2 separate regions of the Mus musculus genome follow, and region 1 is linked to region 2. Evidence: chromatin loops called from intact Hi-C (ENCODE). Cell type or tissue: gastrocnemius. All regions are shown on one strand. Links, peaks and the distances in the headings refer to the core of each region. The heading gives the core; the rest is flanking DNA. Region 1 holds the start of Eid2b (EP300 interacting inhibitor of differentiation 2B). Region 2 has its middle 5.8 kb from the start of Supt5.

Region 1 (10,486 bases), core at 912-8,911, 68 kb after region 2:
GCAAATATGCCAACAGAACACTCATATGCATAAATATTTTAAAAGTAAGTAAAAAAGATAGGGTTTATTTGTGAGATGTTGGAGGCAAGATGGTGCAGTGTAATGGATAAAGGTGTTTTGGACAAGCTGGATGCCGGGAGCCATTTACAAACAAAACCTCATTCACACCAGCCATAAATCCCAAAATATTCTTAGCAAAAAATGCTTCAAGACCTCTAAAAGCTTTAAAACCCAAGGCCATGGAGCAAATTGAGACGACCACGCGGCTGCATAAGATTTAGTGCAGACACCAAGTCCTTCATGTAGAGATTTAATGCAGGTCAAATAAAAATGCCACCCGTTTTGGTAAGAAATTGTCACACTGATCCTAATGTTGCATTATAGGAAAAAAAAAAAAAAGAAAGGCCAGGTGGTGTTGGCACACGCCTTCAGTCCCAGCACTCAGAAGGCAGAGGCAGGTGGATCTCTGAGTTTGAGGTCAGCCTGGTCTATGGAGTTCCAGCACAGCCAGGGTTACCCAGTGACCCTGTCTTGAACCCCTCTCCCTGTCAAAATAGGGGAGAGTACAAGTCTCTGAAGACCCGGTGCTCCCAGAGCTGCAAGTGTCCCAGTGAAGGCTGATGTCAGCATGTCCCTTTTACCATTCACAGTGGCCAACATTTTTCCCCCCAGATGGGGGTCTCACAATGAAGTGTCAGGCTAGCCCCAAACTCAACCATCCTGCCCTAGCTTTCTGAGTCTGAGACTGGAGCTGTCAACTATACTCGTGTGGCAAGGCCATTGTGCATCAGGCAGGAAGCAGCAAGGGTTGAGCCTGTACAGCTACAAACATCCCTGCAGGACAGAAGCATCAAATGCCGTCAAGGCTGAGAAACCATCCGTGACCTACTTCAGAGGGGTGGGTGAGTTAAAGGTTTACTGTGTGGTAATGCGCATGTGGAGAGTGACTGACACCTCTGGAGGGGCCAGCCCTTGCAGCTTCACATGGTTCCCGGGACCACCAGGCTTCTTGGCAAACCGTTTACCCACTGAGCACGTTTTCTAGTTCTCTGCTCAATTGCACAGGCTGCTCTAGACTTTTTATCGTTTGAAGATCTCACTATGGAACCAAGGTGGTTCTGGAACTTGGGTACACCAGGTTGGCCTCAAACTCATAGAGATCTGCTTGCTGCTGTGTGCAGGGATTGAGGTCATGTGCCGCCTGCCATCCCTGGCCTAAGCTCTGGACCAGCTTGTCTCAGCCTCCAGAGTATTTAGCATTGAGGTTACAGGGGTGTGCCATCACACCCATCTCCGACTGCCCCCCCCCCTTTAAAATATTTATTATATGTAAGTACACTGTAGCTGTCTTCAGATACCCCAGAAGAAGGCATCAGATCTCATTATGGATGGTTGTGAGCCACCATGTTGTTGCTGGGACTTGAACTCAGGACCTTCAGAATAGCAGTCAGTGCTCTTAGTGTGAGTTTTTCCCAAAGCCAAGACTGTTGTGGAGAAAGAGGCCCAGAGTTCCTTGGTGAATGGAAGTAGACAGAGGCACAAAGAGGGCAGGGAATCCTTAAGACAAACAGCAATGCTTTTGCCCTGTAACTGCTCCGTTTAAGTCTAAGGAAAGAGCAAACGCAACACAGAATGTTACCAAAGCAACGCCAGGGGCAGTGACCCACCCTTAGTTCCAGGACCTGGGAAGTAGATCAAGGAATTCGTCATCAGCCACAGTTCTGTGAAACCTCATCTCAAAAATCAACAACAAAGAAACAAACCAAAAAAACAAACAAAAAACCCCAATGAACAAACCCCAAAACAACCCCTTCCCCTCCTCCCACCCCCCAGAAAACCACATAATAGCTAGGTATGAGACAGGAGGATCTCTGTGAGTTCAAGGCTAGCCTGGTCTACCCATTTAGCAGGTTCTAGACCAGCCAGAGCTACAAAGAGAGACCCTATTTCCAACAACAAAAAATAAGACTGGAGACATGACTCAGTGGAGTGGGTTCAGTTCCCAGAACCAACATCGGGGCTCACAGCTGCCTGAAACTGTAGTTCTGGGAGACCCAACACCCTCTTCTGGTCTCCTCAGTCTCTTGCATGGACACGGTACACACGTATGCATGCAGGCTCACACACATACACATAAATCTTTAAAACAACCAAAAGGAAACATTTTCAAACAACCCAGATGTCCAGAAGACAACTAGTTCATTAAATATGTTGATACAGACTTAAATAGTAGTCATTAAAAAAAAAAACCTATATAGAATTACTTCCATGATAACTGAACATATCAAACCTCAGATGCTGATATATGTACGTACTATGTAGATTTGTTTACATTGCACGTGGATGTGCACCAGTGGTGCTTGGAGGAAATGGGTGTGGATTCTTCCACCTTCACCTCTTGGGTCCAGGGATCAAATTCAGTAATAAGGCTTAGCAGCAGACACCTTTAACCACTGAGCCAAAACCCTACCCTACCTTGATTCAGAAGGAATGGGAGCAGGGCAAGAAGGCTTGGGGTCCATCCTCAGCACCCAAGATTGGGGGATAACTAGACTGGTACCAGTTCATATATGCCTTATAAAATCTGTTTGAAAAACCCTACAGAAAACACAAATCTGTATGGATACCTATTTTCAATTTGGCAGATAAGTTTAACTTCCCATAGTATCTTTTGCAGAATTTGAGTCTTGTGTCTGTATTATTTAAATAATCACTCATCTATTTCCGCATGGTTACAACTACACAAGGTCTGGAAAAATATTCATCTCACAACACATACATGGTTTTCCCTATCTGAATATTTACAACTCGTCTACAGAACATCAAACACAAGAAGTAACGATACATGGATCTTGTCAGCTGACGATGGGACGACCCTCAATTCTGAAATGTCCAAGTGGTTTACAGCTTTCTTCTTACTCAGTAAAACCCGGGAGGAACAGAATCTAGCAAGCACATCCCCTGGTTTCTTCCCGCATCTCCGCTGATTTCTATGGTCTTTTTCATTGATATTTCTTAGACTTCATCTTTGCAAAACCATCGTCCTTCGCAGTGAAGCAACCATGATTTTCAACAAATGCAGGGGAGGGAAAGATTGCTGACAGTCACAAGGTGGAAGTCAGAAGAGTCCTCTTTGCTTGTCAGCCTCAAGCCTCAAGTGCCCTTCTCTCTCCCGGCCTGCTTCATTCCACCCTGCCCACGGCTGGATTCTGGCATGGATTCCCCACCTCATGACATTTGCCCAGACATCTGCCTTTGCCCTTGATTCTAGGAGTCACCTGACTTCCTGGCCACCAATCTTTTATTTTTATTTTTTATTTTTAAAAGACAGTCTCCTGTAGCCCAGGCTGGCCTCCAACTCGCTACATGGCGGAGGATGACCTTGAAGTCCGGTCCTCCGGCCTCCTTCCTCGGAGGTTATAGGTGAAGGCCACCCCTCAGTCGGCGTTGGGGCCGCGGGCGTCGGAGGCCGTGAGCGCCAGCATGAAGGCGCGGGCGTGCGAGTCCATCTGCGGGGGGTTGGCGTCGAAGGCCGCCTCCCTGGCCCTGCAGCCCTCCACGAACAGCCGGCGGCGCTCCTCGATTTCGTGGAGCAGCCTGGTGGGGATCAGGGGGTTGGTGTGCAGATAGTGTTGGAACATCCGCTGCTCGTACAGCTCTAGGAGGAGGAGCGGCGCGTGGACGTGCGGGATCGCCATCAGGCCCGCCACGCCGGGGAACTGCCCGGGAGCCAGGCCCGGGGCCGGCGCCATGGGCTGGGAGGCTGTGGCCAGCGGGTCTTCCTGGGCTTCGGGGACCGGACTGCCTCCGCCCAGTCCCACCTGCAGGACGTCGCCGACGCCGTTCATGGGGCTCAGGTCCGGGATCCTGCTCTCTCCGGGAAGCTCGGACATTGCCACCGTTGAATCCTCAGAAGCACCGGCTCCGGCGGCAGCGTGAAGATGTGCGCATGCGCGGGCCTCGGCGCCCTGGAAAACAAAAGTGCTTGCGCAAGGACGGGTGCCCGGACCTCTATCGCCCTCTAGGGGTGCCATGTGCCATTACCGCCACGGCCGCCTCAAGTTCTGAACCAGCAGGGGCGGCATCACATACTTTAATTTATTATTATTATTATTATTATTATTATTATTATTATTATTATTATTATTATTATTTTATTGCCTTGTTTGAGGCAGCGTCCATGTACATTTGGCTGGCCTGGAACTCATATATACACTCAGATCTGCCTGCTTCTGCCTCCAGAAAACTGGAATTAGCGGTGGTGGCGGCGCACGCCTTTAATACCAGCACTCCGGAGGCAGAAGCAGGTGGATCTCTGGAGCCAGATCCAGGACAGAGAAACCCCGTCTCAACAAACAAACAAACACATATATGGATGTTTTGTTACATATCTGTATATGTAAGCCATATGTGTGTCTGGATCCTAAGAAAATCTGAAGACGGTATCGGTAACTAGAGTTCCAGGGTGTTTGTGAACTGGGCTAGAGATAGCTCAGTGGCTGAGAACTTGCCTAGGGTGTAAGGTCTTGGGTTTGACCCCTATCTGAGAGACAGAGAAGAGAGAGAGGGGAGGGGGAAGGAAAGGTGGGGAGGGAGGAAGCAAGGTAGTTTTGAGCTACCACACAGGTTTTGGGAACTGAACCTGGGTTGTCTGAAAGAAAAAGTGCTTTTAATCTCCGGACTGTTTTTTAGTGTGTCTGTGTAAGTCGGAACCGTGCAGCTGTGGAGGTCAAGGTCAACGTCGTGGCCTTCTCTCCTTCCAACCTTATTGAACTCAAGGTGCTAGTCAGTTGTGCTCTACTCTGGCTTCTGTGTCACATTTAGCTTTGAGTGCGCACACGAGTTCGAGCCACGGCAGGTGTATGGAGATCAGAAGATAACTTTTAGGAGTCAGTTCCATCCTACCATGTGGACCCAAACTCAGGTTGTCAGGTTTGGCAAGTGAATGCCTCTACCTAGTGATCCATCTTGCTGGCATATTTTCTTCATTTTTGCTCGTTACGGTTGGTGTAGCCGTTTCTCTCGGCACTTCCATGCCTCTTTCCCCCACGCAGTGGCAGCACTTCCCTTACTTGAGTGTAATACACTGTTGAATCTCCTAGGGTGGCCACTGCCTGTCGATAATCTCAGAAAACAAGAGGGCTACCCGTGGTGGAGCACAGCTGCAATCCCAGTCTTTGGGAGGTAGAGGCAGGAAGATGAGATTATGTTCGTCCTGGGCTACTTGGCAAGTTCTAGGCCAGCCTGGGCTAATGTGAAAAGTGTGCTAAGAGTCTGAAATGCAGCTGTATCTCCGCCACGTAATCAACTCTGCACCTGCCTTCTCGTGCCTTTGAGGAACCCAGAGGCCACATGTCTCCAACCTGTCAATGCTGTCCCCAACACTCGCATCTGGAGCTCAAGCCTGTAACCCCAGCTACCTAGGTGTCCAATGCCGAAAAAGTTCAAGGGTAGCCTGGGCTACAGACTTCAAGGACAGTCTGGGCAACTAAGACCATGACTCAAAGTAAAAATAAGCCTAGGGTTAGAGGACCAGCGAGATGCTCAGCAGGTAATGCTGAGGATGTCTTCAGTTGCATCCCCTGGACCCACAGAGTGGGAGGAAGGCCAACTCCTGCAAGCTGTCTTCTGGCACTATGTATATACTGTGGGAGATGCACTCGTACTGCCTGGGAGTGTAGCTCAGTGGTGCTGCTCTGGGCTCAATCAGCACTTGAGGCTGAGGCAGGAGGAGCTCTGTGAGTTCAAGGTCACCCTGGTCTACATAGAGTTCTAATCCATCTAGGGCTACACACAGTGAGACCCTGTCATACACACAAAAAAGCTTGTTAGTAAAATTGAAAAGAATATAAAGACCATGCTGTGTTAGTCTCAACATGATCCCATAATTCGTCATGGTGCATCTGACATAACCTAGGATGGCATCTGTAGATTCTCGGTTTTGAAACAGGGTCTTGCTACAGAGCACAAGTTGTCCTCCAAGTTAGCACCTTCCTGCTGCTCCCTGCTGCTCCCTGCTGCTGCTGCTCCCTGCTGCTGCTGCTGCTCCCTGCTGCTCCCTGCTGCTGCTGCTGCTCCCTGCTGCTCCCTGCTGCTGCTGGGATTACAAGTTGTACCATGTCTGTTATGTTCATAACCTGAGGAGGCCTTTGACAAAATTCAACAAGCTTTCTTTTTAAAAATGTGTTATTTTTATTTATAGGTGTGTGCTTATGTACTTTTGTGTGAATGTGTATGTACACGTGTGTGGGTGTCTAACTCAGGGTTTCTATTCCTGCACAAAGCATCATGACCAAGAAGCAAGTTGGGGAGGAAAGGGTTAATTCAGCTTAGACTTCCATACTGCTGTTCATCACCAAAGGAAGCCAGGACAGGAGCTCACACAGGGCAGGAACCTGGAGGCAGGAGCTGATGCAGAGGCTCTGGAGGGATGTTCCTTACTGGCTTGCTTCCCCTGGCTTGCTCAGCCTGCTTTCTTATAGAACCCAGGACCACCAGCCCAGAGATGGCACCACCTACAATGGGCCCTCCCACCCTTGACCACTAATTGAGAAAATGCCTTACAGCTGGATCTCATGGAGGCATTTCCTCAAGGGAGGCTCCTTTCTCTGTGATAACTCCAGCTTGTGTCAAGTTGAGACAAAACCAGCCAGTATAGTGGGTGACCTTGGCATCCAGAAAAGAGGACTGGATCCACGGGAGTTGGAGTTGTAGGGTGGTTGTGAGCTGCCCAACACGGGTGCTGGTATCCAAATTCTGGTTCTCACGATTGAGCAGCAAGTGCTCCAGCTGCTGAGCCATCTCTCCAGCCCCGATAACCACTCCTTTCCTCTCTAGCTTTATGTGTGTGAGTGTTTTGCCTGCATGCATGCACGGCTGATGCCTGTGCAGGCCAGAATAGGACATCAGATCCCTCCCCTAGAGCTGGGATTGCAGATGTTTGTGATTGTGAGCTGCTGACATGTAATTGCTAGGAAGTGAACTAGGGTCCTCTGTAAGAGCAACAGTGCTCTTAATTATTGAGCCTTCTCTCCAGAGACTATGGATAGATGGCTATGGAAATCATTTTCACAAGTCATGGTCACTCACCACATTAAACAGAATGCAGTGGCCAAGGAGCCAAACAGAAGTCAGAGCAGGGCTGGAGAGATGGCTCAGTGGTTAGGAACACTGGCTGCTCTTCCAGGGAACTTGGGTTCAATTCCCAGAACCCACATGGCAGTTCAGAAGTGTCTGTAATTCCAGTTCCAGGGGATCTCACACAAAAATACATACAGGCTGGGCTGGAGAGATGGCTCAGCGGGTAAGAGCACTGAATGCTCTCCCAAAGGTCCTGAGTTCAAATCCCAGCAACCACATGGTGGCTCACAACCATCTGTAATGAGATCCGAAGCCTTCTTCTGGAGTGTCTGAAGACAGCTATAGTGTACTTACATATAATAATAATAATAATAATAATAATAATAAAAATACATACAGGCAAAATGTCAATGCACATGGAAAAAAAAGTCAGAGTGCCAGAGAGATGGCTCAGGGTGAGAGCCCTTGCCGTATGCCCTGGTGTTTTCTGTTGCTGTTATAAAACACTGATCAAAACAAATGTGGGGAAGAAAGGATTCATTTCAGTTTATAACTCTAAGGTCACACTCAGTCCATCCCTGAGGGAAGCCAAGGCAGGAACTGAGGCAGAGGCCACAGAGGAACACTGCTAACTGGCTTCCTCTCCTGGCTTGTCCAACTACTTTTCCTACAGATGGCACTGCCCACAGTGGGCTGGGCCTTTCTACATCAATTGGCAATGAAGAAATGCCTCAGAGACTTACCCAAAGGCCAAAATGCTAAAGGAAATTCCTCACCTGACGGCCCTTTCCTCAGGTAAGTCAAACTGACAACCAAGACTGGCCATCAGACTGTCACCCATGAGGGCCATCAGACTGTCACCCATGAGGGCCATCAGACTGTCACTCATGAGGGCCATCAGACTGTCACTCATGAGGGCCATCAGACTGTCACCCATGAGGGCCATCAGACTGTCACCCATGAGGGCCATCAGACTGTCACCCATGGGGGCCATCAGACTGTCACCCATGGGGGCCATCAGACTGTCACCCATGGGGGCCATCAGACTGTCACCCATGGGGGCCATCAGACTGTCTGTCACTCATGAGGGCCTGAAATTTGGGTCTCAGCATCCATGTTAAAGCTGAGCATGGCCACATGTGCTATAACCCCACCTCTGTGAGGTAGAGACAGAAGGAGGCCATCAGCTTAGCTCCAGGTTCAGTGAGAGTCTCAAGGAAAGTGATAGAGGTTACCTGACACCCTCTTCTGGCCTCTGCACATATGGACACACATACACATGTATGTGTACACCACACACATGAACACACACTGAAAAGTTAGAGAAGAATCATCAGACAAACTAACATTATTGAGTGGGGCTGGAGAGATGGCTCAGAGCACTGGCTGCTCCTCTGCCAGACCTGGGTTCAGTTCCCAGCATTCACACAGCAGCTCGGCCTTCTGTAACTGCAGTTCCAGGGGTCAGACGCCCTCCTGTGGCCTCCTTGAGCACCTGGCATTCAAGTACACAGAATTCATGCAGACAACAGATGAGATATCTAGGAACAAACGACTAGACCTGTGAAAGACCAATTTCAGGTGAATTCATCTAACAATATTAATACTCTCCAAATAAAACATTTAGACTCAAGGGTACAAAGAAGCTTTTAAACATCTGTGTGCACGCTTGCTTTCATGCGTGTGCAGGTGCATGCTTATGTGGAGGTTAGAGGTCAACCCCCAGTGCTCCTTGTGATAGTTCAACCTGTCTTCTGTGGCAGGCCTCTTGCTGGAACCCAGGGCTGCTGGCTTGTCAGAGAACGTCAGGAATCCTCTGTCTATACCACCTGTGCTGGGGCTATGAGTGTGTGTCACCTCATCTTTCCTATGTGGGTTTGGGACCAAACCTTGCGAAACAAGTATTCTACAGACTTCTGACCCCAGCCAAGATATTTAGCCAAATATCAAACTTGTGGTGATCCTCCTATGTTCTGAGATTACAGGCATGAGGTCTCACTACTTGGTCTATAAAGTCTTTAAAAAACATGAAAACAGCCAGGCAGTGGTGGTGGCACACACCTTTAAGCCCAGCATGCAGGAGGCAGGGCCAGGCAGATCTGAGTTCTGGGCTTGGTCTACAGAGCAAGTTCCAGGACAGCCAGGACTACACAGAGAGATCTTGTCTTGAAAAAACAAAACAAAAAATAAGTAAAAAATAACGTGCAAACAGATCATTTGAACAGAAAGACCTCTGTAACTTTTTATTCACCATTTATTTTATTTTATCGAGTTTCTCTGAGTAGCCTTGGCTATAGAACAATAGGTCAGGCCTGCCTCTTCTGGGATTAAAGGCAAGGCAAGCACCAACACCACCTAGCTGGAAGAGTTCCATATCTTACCGATGTGGTAGCTCACACCTGTAACCCCAGCCTTTGGAAGATAAGACACGTGAATCCTTAATTTCAGGCTGGCATGGATTAAAAGTGAGATTCTGTCTTGAACCAAATATGACAAAACACAGCTCAAAGGAAAGACTGAGGGGCTGGAGAGATGGCCAGAGGCGGAGGGCGCTTGTTGCTCTTGTAAAGGCCTGAGTTTGGCTTCCAGCATCTCAAAGGTTGCACATAATTCCAGTTCCAAAGCATCCAACGCCCCCTTCTGGCTTTCTGAGGCACTGCATGCACAAAGTGAACATAGATATAAATGGGGGCAACAGCTCAGACACATTAAAGATAAACACTTTAAAATAAAAAGTATCTGATTATAAAATGAAAGGTATATAAAAAGCAGTATCTTAAAGGCAGCAGTTATTCCTAGGTTATATATAAATGTGATTCTAATGAACTAGCAATAACACAGGTGTGGTGGTCACACTTACTCCCAGCACTTGGGAGGCATGGGCAGGCCATCTCTGAATTTGAGGCCAGCCTGGTCTACAGAGGCAGATCCAGGACAGCCAGGGCTACACAGAGAAACCCTGTCTCATCCCCGCCCCCAAGTAAAAATGAGCATAAATAACCAGAAACACTATTACTTCTTTGAATAAATCCCAAGTGGTTCACGATAAAAAAATGAAATCTCCAGAGAAACCCTGTCTTGAAAAACCAAACCAAACCAAACCAAACCAAACCAAATCAAACCAACCAAAACAAAAAACAAACAAACAAACAAAACACAAAACACAAAAAACAAAAACAAACTCAAAACCAAACCCACCAACCAACCAAAAATCCAAAAAAAGAGTAACCTCTCTCATACACACTAATAAAACTTTGGAATTCAAAATTTCGCACAATTTAGGGAAAACAGGAAAAACAAAAACCCCTAACCTTAGTTGACACAAGCCTGGTGGCCTGGTTTGATCTGCTCAACTCACATCGAGAATAAAAATAAAATCTTTCAGAAAAGCCACTTAAATAACTAG
Region 2 (10,486 bases), core at 1,022-9,021:
TCCAAGTGACCGTAATGCTCCTCTAAACCCTCCGCTCTATGTGTTTACTCCACAGAATTCTCCAGCCTACCAACCTGAGGAAAACCAGCTTTTAACTTTTCCATAGTACCCACCCCAGAATTGTTCTAAGTCACTGGGCAACAGCTTCTCAGGATTGCCTCAGTTTCTCTTGCAGCACAGGGTGTGGAGGACATTAAGGGATGTGGAGACATTTGGAAGGCAGAGTTGTCAACAAAAAGACTAGGTATGGTCATGTGCACCTGTAACACTAACACTTGGAAGGAGGAGGAAGGGTCAGGAGGAATCCCGACGCCATCCTCTCCTCATTATGAATATCTGGCCAGCCTGGGCTACATGTGACCCTGCTTCAGAAAGAAAAGAAACTAGCTAGCGAAATGCCCAAGCCTGAGGGCCCGAGTTTGGTTCCTGGGACTCACAGAGTAGAAGGAGAGAACAAACTCCTGCAGGCTGTCTTCCAAGCTCCACATGTGCACGCGCATACACAGACACACACTTGAATGTAATAAGATGGAAGACACACAGTGGATCTCTGGATTAAAGGTCAGTGCTCCAGGCCAGCCCAAACCAAAGCATAGCACTGTCCACACTGGCGTGACCATGCCTTGGCAGTGGTAACTCCTTCTTGGAGCTGGGAAGTTAGGGGAAAACCACTGGGCTCTGTGTGCAAGCAGTTATGCATGCTTGAACACGCTCACAGGAAACAGTAGGGCTGATGTTCTGGATTTCTGACCCACTACCACAATCTTCAGCAGATAAACGTCTTTCAGACACATAAGTGATAATCATGTTGATTACAGTCACACTTAAACAGCGCTTGCTCTTCGCCAGGTGCTGATCTACTCTAAATGTGCCGAGTGCGTTGGCGAGTGTTCTCTCTAGGCTGGCTAACTCCGAGGTGGGCAGACATATGATGGCTACACAGCACAATATTTGTCCTGGACATCATAGATTCATATTTGTCAACTTCCAGCAGATGGCAGTAAAATTCTTTGTCCTGCCCTGGTGGGTCCTTCTGTCCACCCACTCCCTTACAGCCCACCCCCTACTCCCCTGCTCCATCTCTCAATTTCTTTTGGAGTCCAGTCTGGCTGGAAGTCACAATATAGCTAAGGAGAAGCTGACTTTGAATCCCTGATCCTCCTGCCTCCACCTCCCCAGTACGGGGACTACAGATGTGTATGTACTTCTGCATCCAGTTTTAAGTGTCTTAAGGAAAGGGCGCATCTTTTTCCTTTTGTTTGTTTGTTTTTTGTTTTTCGAGACAGGGTTTCTCTGTATAGTCCTGGCTGTCCTGGAACTCACTTTGTAGACCAGGCTGGCCTCAAACTCAGAAATCTGCCTGCCTCTGCCTCCAGAGTGCTGGGCCACCATGCCCGGCATTTGAGTGTGTTTTAAGATTTCTTTTACTAGCCAGGCCATGGTAGTGCACGCCTTTAATCCCAGCACTTGGGAGGCAGAGGCATGCGGAGTTCTGAGTTTGAGGATAGCCAGGGCCTCACAGAGAAACCCTGTCTCAAAAAACAAACAAAAAGATTTATGCTCCCTCTCTCACTCTCTTCCCCTCCTCTCCCCTCCTTCCCCTCTCCTGTGTGTGTGTGTGTGTGTGTGTGTGTGTGTGTGTGTGTGTGTGTGTGTGTGTACACAGACCCAAAGAAGTCAGGTACCCAGGTACCCAAAGAGGTTGGAAGAAGGCATCAAATCCGCTGGATTTACAGTCAGTGTGAGCTTCCCAACAGAACGTCACAACTGAACATGAGCCATACAATCTCTGAACTGCTGAGCCATCTCTCTCCAGCACACTCTATGAGTGTTGTGAAACAGGATATTTTGTTGGCCTGGCTGGCCTCCAACATATGACCTTGAATTCCTGATACTCTTGCTTCTGTCTCTTAGCTACAGAGATTACACGATCATACCCAGTTTGTGGAAACCAGCTATATATTCTGAGTTGGCTGGGAATTTCTAATGATGCTCCTGCCTTAGCCCCCAACCTTATAACTAACTGTCTGTAATTTCAGGTTCAGAGAATTAGACAATTTCTTCTGGCCTCTGCGGCACTGAACAAATGTGGTACATAGATATGTATACAGGTAGAACATCCATCCACATAAAATAAAATAATAGATAGATAGGTAGATAGATAGATATAGATATGGATAGATCTTTTTATTTTTATTTTATAGGTTATTTTATAGGCATTAGCGCTTTGCCTGAATCCATCTGTGGAACTGGACTTACAGACAGCCGTGATCTGCCATGTGGGTGCTGGGAATTAAACCCAGGACCTCTGGAAGAGCAGCACGTGCTCCTGCTCCTAACCACTGAGCCATCTCTCCAGCCCCAATAATATATATATATTTTTGAGACAGGTCCTCACTATGTGTTTCTGGCAGACCTAGAACTCCATTTGTAGACCAGACTAGCCTTGAAGCCACAGAGATCCAGCTGCCTCCATCTCTCAAGTGCTATGCTAGAATGCCGGGATTGGGCATGACCCAACATACTCGGCAAATATAATAATTTTTAAAAAAGATTTATTTATTATTATACATAAGTACATTATAGCTGTCTTCAGATGCACCAGATCTCATAATGGGTGGTTGTGAGCCACCATATGGTTTTTGGGATTTGAACTCAGGACCTTCGGAAGAGCAGTCAGTGCTCTTACCCGCTGAGCCATCTCGCCAGCCCCCAATAATTTTTTTTTTTTTAAGATTTGTTTATTATTATATGTAAGTACACTGTAGCTGTCTTCAGACACACCAGAAGAGGGAGTCAGATCTTGTTACAGATGGTTGTGAGCCACCATGTGGTTGCTGGGATTTGAACTCTGGACCTTCGGAAGAGCAGTCGGGTGCTCTTACCCACTGAGCCATCTCACCAGCCCCAATTTTTTAATTAAAAAAAAAAAAAGCATGGTGATAGTACAGCAATTAAGAGTACTCTCTGTTCTTCTAGAGGTCCTGAGTTCAATTTCTAGTGACCACATGGTGGCTCACAACCATTTACAATAGGATCTGATGTCCCTCTGCTGTCATGCAGACATACAAACATACATACATACATACATACATACATACATACATACATACATCCTATAAAAATCTGATTGAAGGGATGTCTTTCTAACTGGCACACAGAGCTCCTACAGGCTACGTCATTCTTTAGGGCGAGATCGTTTGGCGATAAGAGAAATTTTGCAGATAAGGAAATTTAGGCCCAGAAAAGTGAGCAGGCTTGTCCCAAGCTATGCAATAGAAACCTTGGGAGGTTTGGGACCAGGTCCCCGCTGGAGACACCAGGTCACTCTGCTCAGCAAGTCTGGTCTGCTAAGAATGTCAGCCACATCAGGATGGTTTGAGGAAAGCCAGTGGGTAGGGACTGCTGTGTTTCTGTGACAGTGCTCACTGAGGCTCTGAGGTCCTGCTTGCCAGTGGCCACCAAGGGCCCTGCCTGCTCAATAAATACATCCTCAATAAATACAGCCTGTTCTGGCCAAACCCTTAACCCCCCCCCACCTTTTTTCTTTCTTTCTTTTTTTGGTAAAAGTAGCCTTCAACTTGATTTGTAGCCAAGGATGGATGACCTTGAATTCTTGAACCTTTAGCTGCCACCTCCCAAGAGCTATTGATTGGTATTTCTGAGAGAACAGGGATGCTGGGAGCTGGACCTATGAACTTGTGCATGCCAATCAAGTAATCTACTACAGAGCTGGGACTCACTCTGTAGACCAGGCTGGCCTTGAACTCAGAAATTTGCCTGCCTTTGCCACCCGAGTGCTGGGATTGAAGGCATGTGCCTCCATGCCCGGCTGAGCATCTGTGTTTTATAAGTCCTGTGGGCCTGGAGAGATGGCTCCATGGTGAAGTATGCTAATTCCTTTTCTAGAAGACCTGACTTTGGTTCCCAGCCCCACATGTTGGCACATAACTGCCTATAAGTCCATTTCCAAGGGGCCGGGTGCTTCTGACCTCTCCAAGCAACCAGGTATCCAGGTAGTGCAGGCAAAATACTCATGCACATAAAAAAAAATATTTTCAGGCTGGAGAGATGGCTCAGTGGTTAAGAGCACTGACTAATCTTCCGAAGGTTCTGAGTTCAAATCCCAGCAATCACAACCATCCGTAATGAGCTCTCACTCCCTCTTCTGGAGTGTCTGAAGACAGCTACAGAGTACTTACATATAATAAATAAATAAATCTTTAAAAAAATTGTATTTTCAAAAAAGTTAAAAGTCCTGCATTATATTATATTCAAATAACATTAACAAATATATTACATTATAGTTTTATTTTATTGAGCTATTCTCCCTATGTGGGCCACATTTTTCCTGTGTAGCCAAAAAGATGCTCTCTCTGTGCAGGCCAAGATGACTTTGAGCTTCCCTTTTTCGTTGTTTTTGGTCTTTTTGAGACAGAGTCTCTATTATGCAGTTCTGTTTGTCTTGGAACTCTCTTTGTAGAACAGGCTGGCTTTGAACTTACAAAGATAAACTGTTTCTTCTGTGTGCTAGAATTTATTATTATTGTTATTATTATAATATTTATTTTTGGTTTTTTTTGTTTTGTTTTTTGAGACAGGGTTTCTCTGTGTAGCCCTGGCTGTCCTGGAACTCACTTTGTAGACCAGGCTGGCCTCAAACTCAGAAATCCACTTGCCTCTGCCTCCCGAGTGCTGGGATTAAAGGTGTGCGCCACCATGCCGGGCTTGGGTTTTTGTTGTTGTTGTTGTTGTTTTATTGCTGGCCACCAACTCAGAGATCAGCCTCTGCCTATTGAGAGCTGGGATTAAAGCTGCGTTCTGCCACCATGGCTGGCTATATGTATTTATTGATTATACATATATATGTAGCTATAGTTTCTACATGTAAGTGCAATTCCGGCAGTGGCCAGAAGAGGGCACCATATTCCCTGGAGCTGGTGTTACAGGCAGTTATGAATTGTAAGATGTGGATTTTCGAAGTAAATATTGGTCCTCTGTCAGGGCAGCATGTGCTCTTAAACACAGAGCCATCTCGCTAGCCCCTGACCTTGTACTTTCTATCCTTCTGCCACAGACCTCTGAATGCTGAGCCTGAAGCTATATCCCATCCAGCCACATTCTTCTCTTGTTTTCTAATTATTTCAAGATACTTCATTTTCAAAACGGGTCACAGTGTAAGCTTTTGACCCATTCTGACAGTGTACAAGCTACAAATACTTGGCAGTGTACAAGCTGCCAAGGGGCACATGTTAGTATTGTAGGACCCCGACTTAGAGCGTTTCTCCCTGGAAGGTAAAGCCCCTGAGTGTTCTCCAAGCTTGTTTTCCCTGATCTCTAAAAATACAGCCTCCAGGGCTATACAGAGAAACCCTGTCTCGAAAAACCAATAAATAAATAAATAAATAAATAAATAAAATAAATAAAAATACAGCCAGAAAGAAGTTCTTTGTTCTCTATAGCCAGCAAAAAGCCTTTTGTTTCTATACTTTACAACCAAAGATGCCTGCCTTCCTGTGTGGAGGACAAGGAGATAAGAATTCAGAAAAAGCTCACTCCCCACTCCTGCCTTGTAAATTTCACCAAGGACACCTGGAAGAGAAGAACTCTCCTCCCAACTCCTCCCAACTCCTCCCAACTCTTCCCAAGTCCTCCCAATTCCTCACCTAGCTGTTAAAAGCCCCCTACTGTCACCGCTCAGGGTCGAACTCCCCTGCCCTGCGTGGCAGAGGGACTTCATCCTCAGCTAGCTGATAATAAAACCTCTTGCAATATGCATCAGGTGTGGTTTTCTCTCGGGACATTGGGGTGTTGGCCAGCTCATCCTGGGACTTGAGCAGAGGCCCAGCATCTGGGGGTCTTACAGTATCATGTTTGAAAAGTGAATAGAAATCTATATAGAACAAATATTCCAAATTTCCATAGGAACACAGGTAAGCATGACCCTCATCTTCTAGGCTTCCATACTGCTGCATCTGTGCCAACCCCACTCTTACAAAGACATCTCGGTATAGCCCTAGCTGTCCTGGAACTCACTTTGTAGATCAGGCTGGCCTCTAACTCAAAAATCCGCCTTTAATCCCAGCACTTGGGAGGCAGAGGCAGGCAGATTTCTGAGTTCGAGGCCAACCTGTTCTACAAAGTGAGTTCTAGGACAGCCAGGGCTATACAGAAAAACCCTGTCTCAAAAAACAAAACAAACAAACAAACAAAAAGTCCTCATCTGGCTTCCATGACTGAGGCATGCTTGATTCCAGACACTTGTTTACAAGAATTTACCTCTCTGGAGACTGCATTCGGGTCTTGCTTACACAGTCAAGTCCTGTCCCAGTGGTAGCTAGGGTGTTCACTATGGCTATCATTATATATGGTTTCATAAAAGGAAGTGACAAGAAGAAGACCTTTTAGCCATTGTAAGTGCTTCTTTAGAACTCACTCTGTAGACCAGGCTGGCCTTGAACTCAGAAATCTGCCTGCCTGCCTCTGCCTCTGAGTGCTGGGATTAAAGGAGTGAGCCACCACACCCAGCTAGGTACTAGTCTTTTTTTTTTTTTTTTTTAAGATTTATTTATTTATTTATATGTAAGTACAGTATAGCTGTCTTCAGACACACCAGAAGAGGGAGTCAGATCTTGTTACGGATGGTTGTGAGCCACCATGTGGTTGCTGGGATTTGAACTCAGGACCTTAGGAAGAGCAGTCTTATCTGCTCTTACCTGCTGAGCCATCTCACCAGCCCTGGTACTAGTCTTAATAGAAAGACATGTAAACAATTCTCCTGTAGTTCTTTAAGTCTTATTGATTTATGATATGAACTACTGACCTAAACTTATTATGAACTTATGGAATATAAAAATTCTTTGAGTACCATGTAATTAAGTATTCTGAGAAAGTATAAGAACTAAGAACCACAATAAAACAGGGAGTGTAGCCTTCTTCATCTTCATCCAGTATATGTGTCTGGTCTTTCACTTTTCCTGTTTTTCGTTTCTTTTTTCTTTTCTCTGTGGTTCACAAAGAGTGAATTAACTCTAAGCCTCTTGACTGGCAAGTGAGGGGCCCTTGAGCCAAAGAGAAAAGAGCCAAGTAACTAAAGTTGTTTTTCTTAACCCCCTGCAGCTATCAGCAGGAATCAATTGCCAGAAACCAGTGGCTTTTAGCCACAGGAGAGGGGGAGGGGGAGGGGGAGGGGGAGGGGGGAGGGGGAGGGGGAGAGTTAAGTCGTCAGAGGCCAACAGCTTCTAGCCCCCAGAACACTAAGAGAGAGTTACAAGGCCAGATAGTGTCCAGCACTATGTCCCATCTCAGTACCTGACCCTGCCAGGGCTGGCTCCTGGCATGCTAGGGCACTTGAATCAACATGTTAAGTTCTAGGTTCAATCCCGAATCTGGTTTAAAAAAGTAAATACATTCCAAGGCAGCAGCCTACAGAAATCCACATGTGCAGCACTGTTTTCTGTTTTGTTTTGTAAGTATTTTATGTGTACAAGTGTCTTGATGTCTGGGTGTCTGTGTATCACATGTACAGTGCCTATGGAGGCTGGAAGAAAGTGATGAAGTCACTGGAAATAGAGTTACAAACAGTTGTGTGCGGCTATGTAGGTCCTGGGAATGGCACCAGAGTCCTCTATAAGAAAGGCCAATGCTCTTAAAGGACGAGGCACCTCTCCAGCCCTGTGAACTTTCCTGAGCTGTAACTCAAGGATTCCTCCTCCTCCTCCTCCTCCTCCTCCTTCTTCTTCCTCCTTCCCCTCCCACCTCACTTGTATTTTCTCCCACCAACTGTTAAAACCCTGAGTGTGGTTTCCTTACGCTCCGAGCTTTTCCACTCTGGAGAAAGTGCTCTTTCCTTCCACCATGCGGCAGCTCGCCAACCTCCATTGCTGACCGCGCTAGCCTTCCTGAACCTGTTAGGAGGTAATTTCCTGATCTCAGGAGGAACTCCACTGTACGGGCAGGATCAAAACTGAGTTCATGTTCCCAGGCCCTGGAACCCAACTCCCCTCCAGCTTCTTCAGACATTTCCTGTTTGTCTGTTAGCCAGTGAAGGATGTAAAGAGAAAAGATGCTGTATTCCCGTTATCTAAACACACAAGTCATAAATGTGCTGCCCGTCCTGACTTAATTGACTGTGTGGAGCTTGCCCAACTCCTTTGTTCTAGGTCAGAGTCCAGGAGGGGACCTGACGCAAAACTGACCCAAGGACCCTGAAACTAGGTGACTGGCATATGGCCCAATTACCACCGTTAACTTCCCTGCTTAACCCTGTGGGGAATTGCAGGCTGGCCTCCAGTCGAGCTGAGGTCTGAACCCCAATGGTGATAATTCACCCACATGACACGGTAGGCATTCCCTCATGCTCCTGGAACTCAGGCCCCTGCCTAAGTTACCGCATCCCACAGCCCCCCACAAGAGAAGCATGGTCAGTAGAAGTCATGTAAGCAATGGCCCAAGCTTCTGACCTTCAGGCTAAACTCCTCCCCAGTTACCTAGCAACAGTGAAGACCATAAAAGGGCTGTTCAGCCCCCACCTCTCTCTCTTACCTCTTCCACTCTTACCTCTTACCCCTCACTCTCACCCTCTCTCTCCCCTCTCTTTGTCTTCTCTCCTCTCTCCTTTCTCTTTGTCTTTTTTTCTCCTCTTCTCTTCCTCCCTCTCGCTCTCTCTCTCTCTCCTTTTCTACCTTCTCTCTTTCTCCCTGCATTTTTATAATAAAGCTCTTAAACCATAGAGAGTCTCTGCTCTATCTAGATCTGCTGCACCACTCTCACCAGTGTGCAGCGTGGGTCAGAGGCTTAGATGCCCACCCGGGGCCGTGTGGAAAGCGCCTGGCAGTCTCCCCGTGTTCGCCTGCCCAGAGCACAGGAACTCTGGCCAGATGTGGCATATTTCTCCCCCTCTTCTTCCCCAGGGCCTCCCCCGCCCCCCTTTTTCCCCAACAAAACCCCTTGTAAAGAAAAATATGGTTGGTCAATGCAACAGCCCACCCTGCTCCCCCTTGCTTTCTGCTCCCATCCGTTAAACATTTTGTATAATCTCACTCCATGGGCGCAGTTCAGACCGACCCTGAACGGGTCACCTCCGGGCAGACACTGATTTACGCAGTAAAAGGCTCCAGGTACAGTGAACGCTCCCACCCGGGCAGACACTGACAGACTTCCATTTCATCTCATGCGCTCAGACACCCACTCCTCTGCTTTCCCTATGAATAGCTAGGCTTTGCTTGCTCTGGAGTTCTGTATGGATGGGATCACACCCTCTGCCAGATCCCACCGTCTTTTGCTTTCACTGTGCATACATGGTTTTTGAAGTTAATTTGTGCTTTTCAGTAGTTTGGTGGAATTTACTGTTTCTTCCTCCTCTCCCATTTGGTTGTTTTGAGAAAGGGTCCTGTTTTGTAGTCTAGATCCATTGGGACTTCAGATTCTCCTACCTCAGTCTGCCAAGTGCCAGTATTACAAGGTAGGTACCACCATATCTAGCTGAAGCACGTGACTTAAAAAATTTAAACTTATTGTATATATATTATATGCATATGTAATGTTATATATGTGTGTATGTATTGTATATATACCCATATACACACATGTATACACACATACATGAGTGGGTGCATGTATTCCAACTATAGCATGGATGCAGAGGTCAGAAGAAAACTTTTTGGCTATCTTCCTTCTATCATATAGGTTCCAGGGATAGAACTCAGATCGTCAGGTTTCTCAGCAAGATACTTTATCTGATGAGCCATCTAGATTGCTCAAGCATGCTGCTTTTATTAACTTTCTGTCTTGAATTTTTTTTTGTGTGTGGGGGGTTCGAGACAGGGTTTCTCTGTGCAGTTCTGGCTGTCCTGGAACTCACTCTGTAGACCAGGCTGGCCTCGAACTCAGAAATCCGCCTGCCTCTGCCTTCCCAGTGCTGGGATTAAAGGCGTGCGCCACCACCGCCCGGCTTGTCTTGAATTTTTATGTCTGTGGATATTCAATGTCAGCCGAGGCCTGAAGAGGGCGAGCATTAGCTCCCCTGAGACTGGAGTGAAAGCGGGTTGTGAGCTGCTGGAAATTGACCACAGCTCCACAGCAGCCAGCGTTCTTTGGCGGTTGAGCCAACTCTCCAGTTTAGGTTTTATTGTTTTGTTTTGGTTACAGTGTTTCACTGTGTAACCTTGGCTGTCCGGAATTAAATAAATGTGATGGTTTTGTGCATAACTCCTGGCTCGCCTGTCCACCTTCAGTTCTTCTTCTTCTTCTTCCTCTTCTTCTTTTTTTTTTTAAGATTTATTTATTTATTTATTATATGTAAGTACACAGTAGCTGTCCTCAGATACTCCAGAAGAGGGCATCAGATTTCGTCATGGATGGTTGTGAGTCACCATGTGGATGCTGGGATTTGAACTCAGGACCTTCGGAAGAGCAGTAGGCGCTTTTAACCACTGAGCCATCTCACCAGCTCCCGCCTTCAGTCTTAAATCCGTATTAAAGTGTC

The links. A loop is a pair of places that touch in the nucleus more often than their neighbours do. Peaks named below come from ENCODE experiments on the same cell type or tissue, not always from the same donor. Only the 100,000 strongest peaks of a DNase experiment are listed, where the experiment ranks them.
Region 1: a loop joins it to region 2, with 2.8 times the contacts of the local background. A loop is called at or near these places in 11 of 42 quality-filtered maps.

What each region holds. Positions count from the first base shown.
Region 1 is chr7:28,271,188-28,281,673 of GRCm38, reverse strand. It overlaps Eid2b (EP300 interacting inhibitor of differentiation 2B), which reads right to left and starts at 3,968. Exons shown (of 1, transcript NM_001177427.1): 1 at 1,545-3,968. The coding sequence starts at 3,893. The coding sequence ends at 3,438. In gastrocnemius, for the core only: a CTCF peak has its summit at 4,023; DNase peaks (open chromatin) are centred at 3,247, 3,972 and 5,558; H3K4me3 peaks cover 1,221 bases; H3K27ac peaks cover 973 bases.
Region 2 is chr7:28,339,302-28,349,787 of GRCm38, reverse strand. No RefSeq gene overlaps it. Among named protein-coding and RNA genes, the nearest start is that of Supt5, 5.8 kb to the right of the region's middle. In gastrocnemius, for the core only: a CTCF peak has its summit at 4,911 (motif pointing right); a DNase peak (open chromatin) is centred at 4,911; H3K27ac peaks cover 367 bases.